3 separate regions of the Homo sapiens genome follow, and all the other regions are linked to region 1. A link is an interaction called in ENCODE POLR2A ChIA-PET data of the cell type or tissue named here. Cell type or tissue: MCF 10A. All regions are shown on one strand.

What was found. Peaks named below come from ENCODE experiments on the same cell type or tissue, not always from the same donor. Only the 100,000 strongest peaks of a DNase experiment are listed, where the experiment ranks them.
Region 2: POLR2A ChIA-PET joins it to region 1 with 6 read pairs; 6 of 35 experiments call an interaction of 5 or more read pairs at or near these places.
Region 3: POLR2A ChIA-PET joins it to region 1 with 5 read pairs; 6 of 35 experiments call an interaction of 5 or more read pairs at or near these places.

What each region holds. Positions count from the first base shown.
Region 1 is chr4:86,976,280-86,980,279 of GRCh38, forward strand. The region is part of intron 2 of AFF1 (ALF transcription elongation factor 1); the gene reads left to right. Among named protein-coding and RNA genes, the nearest start is that of AFF1, 43 kb to the left of the region's middle. In MCF 10A, no CTCF peak of the experiment used is centred here; DNase peaks (open chromatin) are centred at 1,032 and 1,552.
Region 2 is chr4:87,052,828-87,056,827 of GRCh38, forward strand. The region is part of intron 4 of AFF1 (ALF transcription elongation factor 1); the gene reads left to right. Among named protein-coding and RNA genes, the nearest start is that of AFF1, 120 kb to the left of the region's middle. In MCF 10A, no CTCF peak of the experiment used is centred here; no DNase peak of the experiment used is centred here.
Region 3 is chr4:87,036,815-87,040,814 of GRCh38, forward strand. The region is part of intron 2 of AFF1 (ALF transcription elongation factor 1); the gene reads left to right. Among named protein-coding and RNA genes, the nearest start is that of AFF1, 100 kb to the left of the region's middle. RefSeq lists enhancers at 134-634, 635-1,135, 2,289-3,040 and a silencer at 2,121-2,270. In MCF 10A, no CTCF peak of the experiment used is centred here; a DNase peak (open chromatin) is centred at 2,217.

The DNA of each region.
Region 1 (4,000 bases):
GCATTGCAAGGAGCCCAGAGGCAGGTAAGGAGGCAGAGAGGTGGGTGGTGTAGAAAGGCGCTCCGCATTATGGAATCAACCATGGAATCAACCTAGGTGCCAGTGGTAGACTAGATAAAGAAAATGTGGTACATATACACCATGTCATATCACGCACCCATGAAAAAGAATGAGATCATGTCCTTTGCATCAATGTGCATGGAGCTGGAGGTCATTATCCTAAGCAAACTAACTCAGAAACAGAAAACCGAATACCACATGTTCTCACAAGCGGAAGCTAAATATCAAGTACATATGGACAGAAAGAAGGGAACAACAGACCCCAGGGCCCTACCAGAGGATGGAGGGGGAGGATTGAAAAATGACCTAACATGTACTATGCTTATTACCTGGGTGACGAAATAATCTGTGCACCAAGCTCCCACAACATGCAATTTACCTGTATAACAAACTTGCATGTGTACCCCTGAACCTAAAGTAAAAGTTAAGAAAAAGAAATGGGCTCTGGAGCCAGAACTGGGTGCCTACCTCGGTGTCTCACATGCCCATACCTGATGTCTAGGGCAAGGTTTGTAACTCTTTGTGCCTCAGTTTCCTCATCTGTAACACTGAAATGATGATAGCACCTACCTTGTCAGGTTATTGTAGTGATTAAGTAACTTAATACTTAGGAAATTCTTGGAACAATGTCTGGCACACAGCAAGTGCCCAATAAATGCAGGTGATGGTGCCTGTGGGCATTTTATTGCATGGAAATAATCTTTGACCTGTTGGAAATCCATGAAGGCCTATTTGCAGTGGAATAACTTGATCATGTTTCTGTTTTTCAAATACAGTAAGTAGTCCCCCCATATGAGACAGATACATTCTAAGACCCCCAGTGAGTCCTGAAGTCACAGATAGTACTGCACCCTATACACTATATAGTATGTATTTTCAATCTCATAACTGAAACAGCTACTGAGTGACTTACAGGTGAGTAGTATCTGTAGTGTAGATATACTGGACAAAGGGATGATTCACGTCCCAGGTGGGACGGAGAGGACAGCGAGAAATTTCATCACACTACTTAGAATTGTGTGCAATTTAAAACTTATGAATTGCTTATTTGTGGAATTTTCCATTTAATATTTTTAGACCTTGGATGACTGTGGGTAACTGAAACCATGGAAAGTGAAACTGCAGATAAGGGGGGCTTCTGTATTGTTTTAGAGGGAGTGTGAGCATGTGTGTTAGGAGGGGGCTGGAATTGCATTTCTGTGGATTCTCCAACCTCACCTTTTTCCCTCACCCCCTGCATAATTACCTGTTCCTTCACCTGTGTTCCCATGGTGTCTTATCTCTGCTGTGGCGTTTTCCTATTGTATTTTATAGTCTGTGTTTCTCATACTAGACTGGGTCCCCTCAGGGTGTTAAGGACTATGTGTTACTCATCTTTACATCCCATTGCCAAGAATAGTACCTAACACTGGCACATACTGGGCACTCAATAAATGTTTGTTGAATTGCTTTGAAAGGTTTACCAGGGAGTTGCCCTAACATAATTCTGGAGAAAGGTCCTCCCATAGAAGAGTCTGGGCACGTTGCTATGGGAGAGTGTTTTCTTTGTTTCACACACCAAGTATTTATCGAGTGCCTACTGCACACTGTGCTGTGAGGGGATACATAGATGAGTCAGACGTGTACTCTGCCCTGGGTTGTGTTGACTTAATCGTGGGTGGAAGGAAGATGGTAAATGGTTGCTGATAGGTTTAATGAGAAATAAGCTATGATGTGGTTTAGTTGTATTTGGGCTTTTGTTTAGAAGCATAATTATTTCAATCAAAGAATGTTAGAATTTTTTTAAAATGATGTCTCATTGATGGTAGCTTACTTCTCTTACTTCTCATTACATTCACTTTTTTTTTTTTTTTTTTTTTTTTGAGATGGAGTCTCGCTCTGTCAGCTAGGCTGGAGTGCAGTGGCACAACCTCGGCTCACTGCAACCTCCACCTCCTGGGTTCAAGCGATTCTCCTGCCTCAGCCTCCCGAAGAGCTGGGACTACAGACGCGTGCCACCATGCCCAGCTGATTTTTGTATTTTTAGTAGAGACGGGGTTTCACCATATTGGTCAGGCTGGTCTTGAACTCCTGACTTCATGATCCACCCACCTCGGCCTCCCAAAGTGCTGGGATTATAGGTGTGAGCCACCATGCCCGGCCTACATTCACTTTTATATTATGATAGAATCTGTCTAGTAAATTTCATAGTGTAGTTTCTTTTTAAATTTTTATTCTTTTGGAGACAGGGTCTTGCTCTGTTGCCCAAGCTGGAGTGCAGTGGTGCAACCAATATAATATAAAGTTTCATAGTGAGCCTGCTTGTTTCTTGGATTTTAATCCTGAGTAGAAATGATTCCACTTAAGGTGGGATATATCCTTGTCTGTAGCCAGAAGACCTTCATGAGCTCTTGCTACCTTTTCTTGGATTTACTTTGTAATCAGTGTTGCGTATTATGTTTTACTGGAGGTGCCTAGTTACAAGGTTTTATTACAGCAGTATTTCTAAACATTTGGTTAGTCTGTCTCTGCTTTTCCCACCATAATTTTCTAGCACTTGTAGCTCACCTTATCTCCCACTTCCCTTTTTAAATAGAAAACAGGCTTGTTCTGTTTTGACCAGGTATAACTCTTTGCTCAGACTGTCTCTAAAGCCCAGAAAACTATTCCTCTAGTGGTCCAATGAAGTGTTCCCCATTGAAAGTTTGCCTCATGTACTCTCAACTCCAGTGGTCTTCAAACCACTGGAATCACTGAATACCGTCTCCTTTGCCTCTGCCTCTCTTTTTATTTTTTTGAGACAGAATCTTGCTCTGTCGCCCAGGCTGGAGTGCAGTGGCGTGATCTCGACTCACTGCAACCTCCGCCTCTTGAGTTCAAGTCATTCTCCTGCCTCAGCCTCCCGAGTAGCTGGGATTACAGGCATGTGCCACGAAGCCCGGCTGAATTTTGTAATTTTAGTAGAGACGGGGTTTTGCCATGTTCACCAGGCTGGTCTCGAACTCCTTGACCTCAGGTGATCCTCCCGCCTCGGCCTCCCAAAGTGCTGGGATTACAGGGATGAGCCACTGCCCAGCCTGCCCCTGCTTCTCTTAACACACTGGGAAGCTCCTGCTGTAGCAAAATCCTCAATAAATAGGTGTTGATTAGATGAACTGATACGAATAAAACCTATGTGGGGGTGGGAGAGTTTTTAAATTACTCAGATTTTTAAGGAGGATTTCAATAGTCCTTTTTATCTTTGTGAAAATTTTATTTGAAAGTTCTTATTTTAAAATATCAAACCTGTCAGAACAGCTACACTTTTAAATGCTCCTTTAATATGAAAAGATACTCAGTCATGCATAAAAAGAGAGATGCAAATGAAAACTACATTTAGCTATCATATCTTGTCTATCGGAGTGGCAAAAAATAAAGTTTGACAACATGTCTTATTGAAAAGGTTGTAGGGGGAAGATACTGTGCTTACATACATAGCTGGTGGGAACGCAAAATACTATGACTGTATTAGGAGAATTTGACAATATGTAGCAAAATAACATTTGCATTTACCCTTTGGTCAGCCAGGCTCACTTCTAGAAATCTATCTCCCTAGGAATCTAACTCTTTTGAGACAGAGTCTCACTCTGTTGCCCAGGCTGGAGTGCAGTGACGTGGCCTCAGCTCACTGCAACCTCTGCCTCCTGGGTTCAAGTGATTCTCCTGCCTCAGCCTGCCGAGTAGGTGGGACTACAGGCATGTGCCACCACACCCGGCTAATTCTTGTGTTTTTAGTAGAGATGGGGTTTTACCATGTTGGCCAGACTGGTCTTGAACTCCTGGCCTCCAGTGATCCACCTGCCTCTGCCTCCTAAAGTGCTGGGATTACAGGTGTGAGCCACTGCACCTGGCCCCTAGGAATCTAACTCTAAGATACACTGGCAAAATATGAAAAAAATGTCCAGAAGTCTATTCATTACAA
Region 2 (4,000 bases), 77 kb after region 1:
TCTGTGATTGACAGGAGATAGGAGTGGCCTGAGGTGAGGGGAGGCGAGGCATCAAACAAGGCTGGTAGACTTTTTATTTGAAAGGCAAGGATGGTGGGATGATACTAGCTACCGAGAGGGAAATGACCTGGAAAACTAAGAACTCTAGTTGGGTCATGTATTAAGATCATGTGTTCGGTTTGAGATGCTGTAATGTATCCAGGTAGAGATGACAAGTGGCAGTCATAAACAGGAGTCTAACTCTGGGAAAATGTCAGAACTGAAAATAATTTGGGATTTGTGTTTATTTAGTAGGTATTTAAAACCTTGGGACCGAGCATGTGTACCTAAGAATCCTTATATGGTCTTAATTCCTCCTCCAGATCAGTCTGGCTTTGAGTCCTGATTGTGACTGATTTCTGCAAAGCAATTGCTCTTTTCCTTGTGGCCTCTTGTCACATCATGTTAGGAACGTTTTGTTGCCAGATGCTTGCATTTAATTTCCAAGACCCAAGTGTACATTCATTGTTGGACCACTTTGATTCATTGCAGCTCTTAAATTGAGCCTCCTATTTTCAATAAACTACCAGCCTAACAACTGCATGAATTAACCCACAGTGGAAAACTGTGTGATAGTGATTCACTTTGCATTCACATATACAAACATTCTTTCCTACTTCCATATTTAATTTAAACCTCAAGAAGAGGGACTTCCCTATTATGAGATGATCTAAACCTTCAGGCGGTTTACTTCTGGATATGCCGATGGTGCACATCCTGCTCCTGCACCACTCAAAACACATTTAAGCAGCTTACTCTCACAAACACATCATGTATTCAGCAATTTTAACCAAAATATCTTGAACCCCTGTTGTGTGCCAGGCCTGGTGCTGGGGATGAGAGGTTAAAATGGTGGGCAAAACCAGATGGTTCCAGTCCTCTTGGATCTTAACTGTCCTATTAGAAACTGACATTAGTCAAGTAATCACTCAGATCCATGTATAAGAAGCTTTGACAAGTGCTATAAGGGAAACTACAAGCTATTCTAAGAGCTATAAGAGGGGATTGTGACTTAGAACTAAGGAGCTGAGGAAGGCTTCTCTGAGGAAGTACTATTTGAATGAGAGCTGAAGGTGAGTAGGAGTGGCCCAAGTGAGGGGTGTTGGGGCTTAAGCAGTGTCAGTATTCCAGGAAGAAGGAATAGCATGTGCCACTGGCTTATGCCACACCATGTGCAGAGACCATTAGAGAATTCTTCCCAGGATATAAGCCCAGTACCATAGATCAAAGGGAATTTTTCATTTATTCTGAAACTTGGCAGCACATCAGAATCACCTGGGAAGCCTGATAAAAATACAAATTGTTAAAAATAAAAATTCCCAGGCCCTCCCCTAGGGGGGCTGAGTTTGTTCTGTAGCCTGGAAATGACAACTGTTCCGGAAAAGCTTATGGGCCACAGGGAGCTACAGGGGCCCCTCCCAGTGGCTCAAGAAGCCCCCCGACATGTGGGTCTCGGGCACAAGGATCACACTGAACTGATGGATGGGGCTTTCATTCCTGAGTAGGACGTCAGAGTAGCCTTGGGAGAAGCACAGGAGTGGGATCCCCAAGACTCTCCTCCTCTTTTCCTCCGTAGCTCATGTTTTTCATTGTTCTGCCCCCAACATAAGGTAGAAGATTATGACACAATCTTATCTAGCTTTTCAGGTTCCGTTTTCTAAAAATGTTTTATTATGGTAACTCTAGATTCCGTAAGCTCGACCTCAGTGAGCCTGGGCAGACCTACATGACCTAAATGTGTTAGGAAATTGATAGCAGAGTAAAGTTATCTGTGTGCAGAATTCCCTGCTGCCATGGGTGGTGCCTGGAGCAGACGACTTCCAAACCGCTTGTAAGAAAGCATGAAGAATAAGTCACCTGCACTTCAGAGGCCAAATTTTAAACCTGAAAAGATCTAAATATAGAAGTTTTAAAATAGTGACAGGCAGGTTTTTTAGAGCAGAAGCTGTAAACCAGCAGCCTGAGGGCTAGGTTGGGCCTGCAGACAAATTATTTTGTTTGGCCTGTAGGGCTTGTTTTCTTTCTTTCTCCCTACCGCCCCCCACACTTTTAGCCAGTATTTACAAACTGGAGAATTTAGGAAAAAAATCATTATTGGCTGAGTAGAGGCAATTTCTGGAACCTGGCAATCTTTAGAGTTTCTCTCTCTCACCCGGGCTGGAATGCAGTAGCACGATCACAGCTCACTTCAGCCTTGAACTCCTGGGTCCAAGCAGTGCCCACTTTTCCATCCTGAGTAGCTAGGACTGCAGGCACATGGCAGCATGCTTGGCTGATTTATTTTTATTTTTTGTAGAGACAAGGTCTTGGGGTGTTGCCCAGGCTGAACCTGGCAATCTTATGAAGAAACACTTTAAACTCTGAAGGAAACTTTTTAAGTAATATAGACACAATATTTTTGAAAAGCTCTTAAATTGCTAAAAATTAATGCAAAGAATAGAATTGCTTATAGTAGCCCAAGAGGAAAGCATAAAATTGAAACTGGAAGAACTTTTTGGGTGGTATTAATTGGAGTTGTTTTTACTTTGTGCATTTCACTTTCTATTCCTTCTCGGAAATGCCAGAAGTACATTTGGTACCAGGATGAGAAATTCCTGTTCCTCCTTGTTTTCACACTTGAGATGTTTGTGGATGGTTATTGGATCCCCCTGAGTCTCTCCAGTTGTGCCTTTGCCAAGATATAGACATTCAACTCTTTTGAATCTTCCCAGACTGCATGTGCTCTCCCAGGCTCTCACATAGCCACCCGGGTCATTTTAGCTCTTCTCTAGATTAACTGTGTTTTATTTTGAGCCAACTGATAATCTTCAGGGACAGAAACCCAGATATTCCAAGGGGAATCTTGTTGATGACTGAGTTAGTGGTTTGATTTTGGCTGTTTTGGTGGGGGTGACCAACACTCATGAGATATTTAAACAGTTCCTCCTAAGAGAGGATCCTGGTTCATGTTAACATAATAATTTATTTTTTGGTCTTGTATTTCTTCTCTCCAGTTGCCAACAGCAATTTGACATTATTTTCCAAGGTTAACTTTGCATGTTCACATTTCCCAAGAACTCTATAAGCAGCTATTTTTACATTGATTTTGTTCCTTTCTTTAATTGTTGAAATAACTCTATTGATGGTTTTTCCCACAGAGGTCTAGGGTCCACACAAACTATTAGTTTTCTCTTGAACTTCATTTCATTCCCTATTTAAATTTGGCCTACTTTCTCTCTGCATTTTTTTTTTCCTAACCCCGTGGTAATTTGTCAAGCCCATTCTAATCTTCTTAATCCCTTTGGCTGAAGGGTTTTGAGGTTTAATGTTTTAATCTAGAGGCCTCAGTATTTAAGTAATTAGAGGTCCTATTTCTAGCTCTGTCCTTTAGATAAATCACCTTAGGTTTTTTATTCCAATTTACAAATAATAGAACTCTGAAAACTCATATTGGACAGGAATGTGGAGCTTTGAATTGAAGTGCATGAATTAAGAAAGGAAGGCATTCTATGTTATGTATATTTCTTCGAGGTATTCTTAACAACCCCACACTATATTATAGATTCCCTTTTTCCTTAGAGCTCAATTTTTAAAATACCCCGAAGCAAGTATTTGCTGTTGCATTTTAGAAAAATTTAAAATAGAATTCTATGGTATAATTAGAATGTATGTTACTTCCAACATTTTTTCATGCTCGAGAACATGGGAACTTGTGAAAAAATTTTTTCCTATTAAATAATCTGAACATTCTTACAAAATGTTTTTTAAAAATAACTTTGTTTCTTTGTCATAGAAGGATTCATATTTTTACATTCTGTCAACAAATATTTGAACACCCATTAGATATAAAGGGAGCTAATAGGAAAGAAAGACACAGGCACAGTAAATTTATTATGACATAGCATAAAAATCCAAAGTGTAATCAGTATGAGCAAGGTAATACGGAACTCTTCATAATACATTGCTGGCATAGTCCCCTTGT
Region 3 (4,000 bases), 61 kb after region 1:
TTTCTCTCTCTCCCCTCCCCCATCCCCCCTTTTTTTGAGACGGCTTCTTGCTCCATCGCTGAGGCTGGAGTGCAGGGTGTGACCTGGGCTCGCTGTAACCTCTGCCTCTCAGGCTCAAGTGATCCTCCCATCTCAGCTTCCCAAGTAGTTGGGACTACAGGAGTGTGCCACCATGCCCAGCTAATTTGAGATTCTGCTTTACGCAGATGGATCTAAAATTACTTGCTAACAGTCTAAGACTGAGTTCAGAACCCAAAATCAGTTTTCAGAGCTTCTAATGAGAGTTACTGCAAAAATGATTAACACTCCAGTATTTCTTTATCCCCAGTCTGATGTTGCTATAGTATATGAGGCTCTTTTAGTTTTTAATCAGAACTTTTATACAAATAATAGATGCTTTCTCATTGTGAAAAGAATTTAAAAACAACGTTAACAAAATGCTCCCCAAACCACATCACCACTTAACATTCTGCACCCTAATCCCATGCTGCTTGGTGGTAGGTTGTTTTTGTTTTGAGATGGAGTCTTGCTCTGTCACCCAGGCTGGAGTGCAGTGGCGCGTTCTCAGCTCACTGCAACCTCCACCTCCTGGGTTCAAGCAGTTCTCCTGAGTCAGCCTTCTGAGTAGCTGGGATTACAGGCACACACCACCACACCCGGCCAATGTTTTGTATTTTTAGTGGAGATGGGGTTTCACCATGTTCGCCAGGCTAGTCTTGAACTCCTGACCTCAAGTGATCTGCCCGCCTCGGCCTCCCAAAGTGCTGAGATTACAGGCATGAACCACTGCTCTCGGCCCTGCTTGGTAGGTTTTTGTGAAATGTATCCTTTCAGACCTTTGCTACATATTAATAGGCATACAGAAGTACCTGGCAAGTTCATTTTGAAAGGTAAATTAACATGTCTCTCCTTAGAATTGATGTGACTTTTTAGTCACGTTTGCCCAAGTGTAGAGTCGTTCTCAATTTAAAACTTGCAGGATGCATTTAAGATATGCAAAATATCTTACTGGCTCTGAGTCCTGGAGAGTGTTTATGATGGGTACCAAGAATGTAAATTTCACTGTCATGTATCACCCTCCTAGAGAATGGCAAGAAGTTATGTGGGCAGTGTTTTCAAGGTTGATTTAATTTTGCAAAATGGGGTCACATAAAACTTTAAAAATAAATACTATAATAAATTATAATAAGACTGAGCCTTCTGTGGCAAACAGAAGTGAGTAGCAGAGAGTGCTAATGCATTGAGATAATCCCCTGGGGGCTCTTCCAGGAAAACAACTGACATCGTGCTGTTTTGTCATTGTAGTTGGCTGATATTTTTAATATGAAATCAGATTGTAAGACTTTGTTTTAGGATTAAGTCTCTGATTACTTTCTTTATAAATTTTAAGAATGTTATTCATGTTAGTTATTGAGAGTGAAAACCCTGGGACGATTTAGCTGAGTGATTTTTATTATGAGAAAGTCTCTTACAAATTCTTTCACATGGATGGAGAGACGAAAAAAATCTCCCTTCTTTGAAGCAACATTTTATCCTGCCTTCAGACATGGAGTCACTTTGATTTCTCATGTTTAAATTGTATTTGGAAGTCAAACTAGTATTGTGCTTGGAGGTATGTTGATGCTTTTTCATAAAGCCAATGTGTGAAAAATGTTTCCCGCATGTTAGATGGTAGGAATAGGGGAATGTGGAAACAAAAGGCCAAAAGATGGACTTAGAAAGTTGAGATGTGGCTTTTAAAATGAAAAAGTCACTTACATGGTGTGGAAGAACCCTAGCATCCTGTCTTTTTGCCTCCCTGTTTGTGACAGATCTCTATCTCACCATCCTCTAAGCTGGGATTGCCGAACTTTTGTGTTTATTTGTTGCTCTATCCTTTGTACATTCAAATCAGAATGGCATAGTGCTTCTAAACAGTAATAAGACTTAATCCTTTCCAGAGTTAATGTACACTGTTGATTTTAGGATTTTCCCTTTCCTTCCTGCCAGATGTCTCCATCCTTATGAAGATAAATATATAGGAGAAATCACACTCTGTCATCCAAGAGAGAGTTAAAAATTTAAACTCGAATTCTAGAGAGTTGGTGACATGTATCAGAGGAAGGCCTATGTGAAGTGACCAGTCAAGGGTGATAAATGGGTAGTCAGCTGTGCACAGCCAGCCCTGTGGGCCGTGAGTTGCCATGGAAGCACCGAATGGCATTCAGCAATCCCGCATGACTAACCTAGTTTAGCAGCAGGGCCCATGGGCTCCAGCCTGGGAGAAGGTGCTTACAGCCAGATGATACCAGAGCCAACACACTGCCCCACGTCTCATGCCCAACTTGGGCCTTTCTGTTACTATCTTTTCCTCATCCACATATGCTATTTCCTTTTTTAGTGTGAAGGAAAGAGAAAAAGGAATCACTCTCACTAATCCTTACAGAGTTGTGATTTCTTACATTTTACCACAATATTTTAAACACATCCATCCCTACCCCCAAGAAGCATTTGAAAAGTCAGTAAATGTGCCCTGACAGGCCCCAGCATGGGGTTGACTAAATGACTGTATTGAGGGGCTGAACAGGCAGCTCTGAATTCCTCAGGATTTTCACCACCTTTCTGAAAGTGAGAGCATTCTGGCACGTTTTAGCTTTCCAAAGCTTCATTCAAGCTCTTGTGCTGAGTTAGTGGATTCGGTCAGTGAAACGTCTGTGGCACAGTCCCCCTTTCATGGCTTGAGTGTTTATGTTCTGCAGGTGAGTTTTCACATGTGACTGATCTCACCAGGCACTGGACACTGAAGCCTGTGGTTCTCCCCATTTCTAGTTCACTTAACTAAAATACAAATGTGGAGGAGGTGGCTTGATGAATTCTGTAGAGATCTTTTGATACATCAGGTTGAACCTCAAAGATGGTGGACAGTAGTATATGATCTGAAGGCAAGAACTTGGCTACTGAAAGGAGAATTATTTCCCTATTTAAATAGATTTTTGCAGACTTCCAGTAGAACTCATGGTGTCTGTGGAGTGGTCAGACTTTGCATCCTCCTTCCCAGGGGCACATCAGAGGCTCTGAAACAAGAATTGTAACACAGTTTTTATATTTATTTATTTATTTATTTTTGAGATGGAGTCTCGCTCTGTAGCCCAGGTTGAAGTGCAGTGGCGCGATCTCGGCTCACTGCAGCCGAGATCTAGCGATTCTCCTGCCTCAGCCTCCCAAGTAGCTGGGATTACAAGCACGTGCCACTACGCCCGGTTAATTTTTGTATTTTTAGTAGAGACAGGGTTTCGCCATGTGGGCCAGGCTGGTCTCAAACCCCTGACGACCTCAGGTGATCCTCCCACCTCGGCCTCCCAAAGTGCTGGGATTACAGATGTGAGCCACTGTGACCGGCCCACAGTTTTTATAACTGAAAGAGCAGCTTCATGCCATTGGCCATCCTTCTCTCAAAGGGGTCCTCTGTTAGGTCGTTCCTCAAGGACAGGCCTGTGTGGATCAGTTTAACCAAACATCAATTTTGTGGCTCTGAGATGACCCTGCTGGCGGAGATGATACTAAATTGTTGATGTGTACCTTTTTGAGACTAAAGAAATATGAGTGGTTATAAGTTAGCACACTTTAGCACACCTTCTTTGTCTTCACTGCTTTATTTAACGCAGCCTGACAGCTTTGCTAGCAGAACTGTGGCTGAGAGTATAAGCTTTCTTGCCAGGCATTGGTGAATGTTCAGGTCTACCATTTGTGAGCAAGTCAATCCCCTCACCCTTTTTTTTTTTTTTTAATTGAGACAGACTTTGACACTTGTTGCCCAGGCTGGAGTACAGTGGCGCAATCTCGGCTCACAGCAACAACCTCTGCCTTCCAGGTTCAAACAGTTCTCCTGCCTCAGCCTCCGTAGTAGCTGGGATTACAGGCGCCTGCCACCACACCCAGCTAATTTTTTGTATTTTTAGTAGAGACATAGGGTTTCACTATGTTGGCCAGGCTGGTCTCAAACTCCCAACCTCAGGCGATC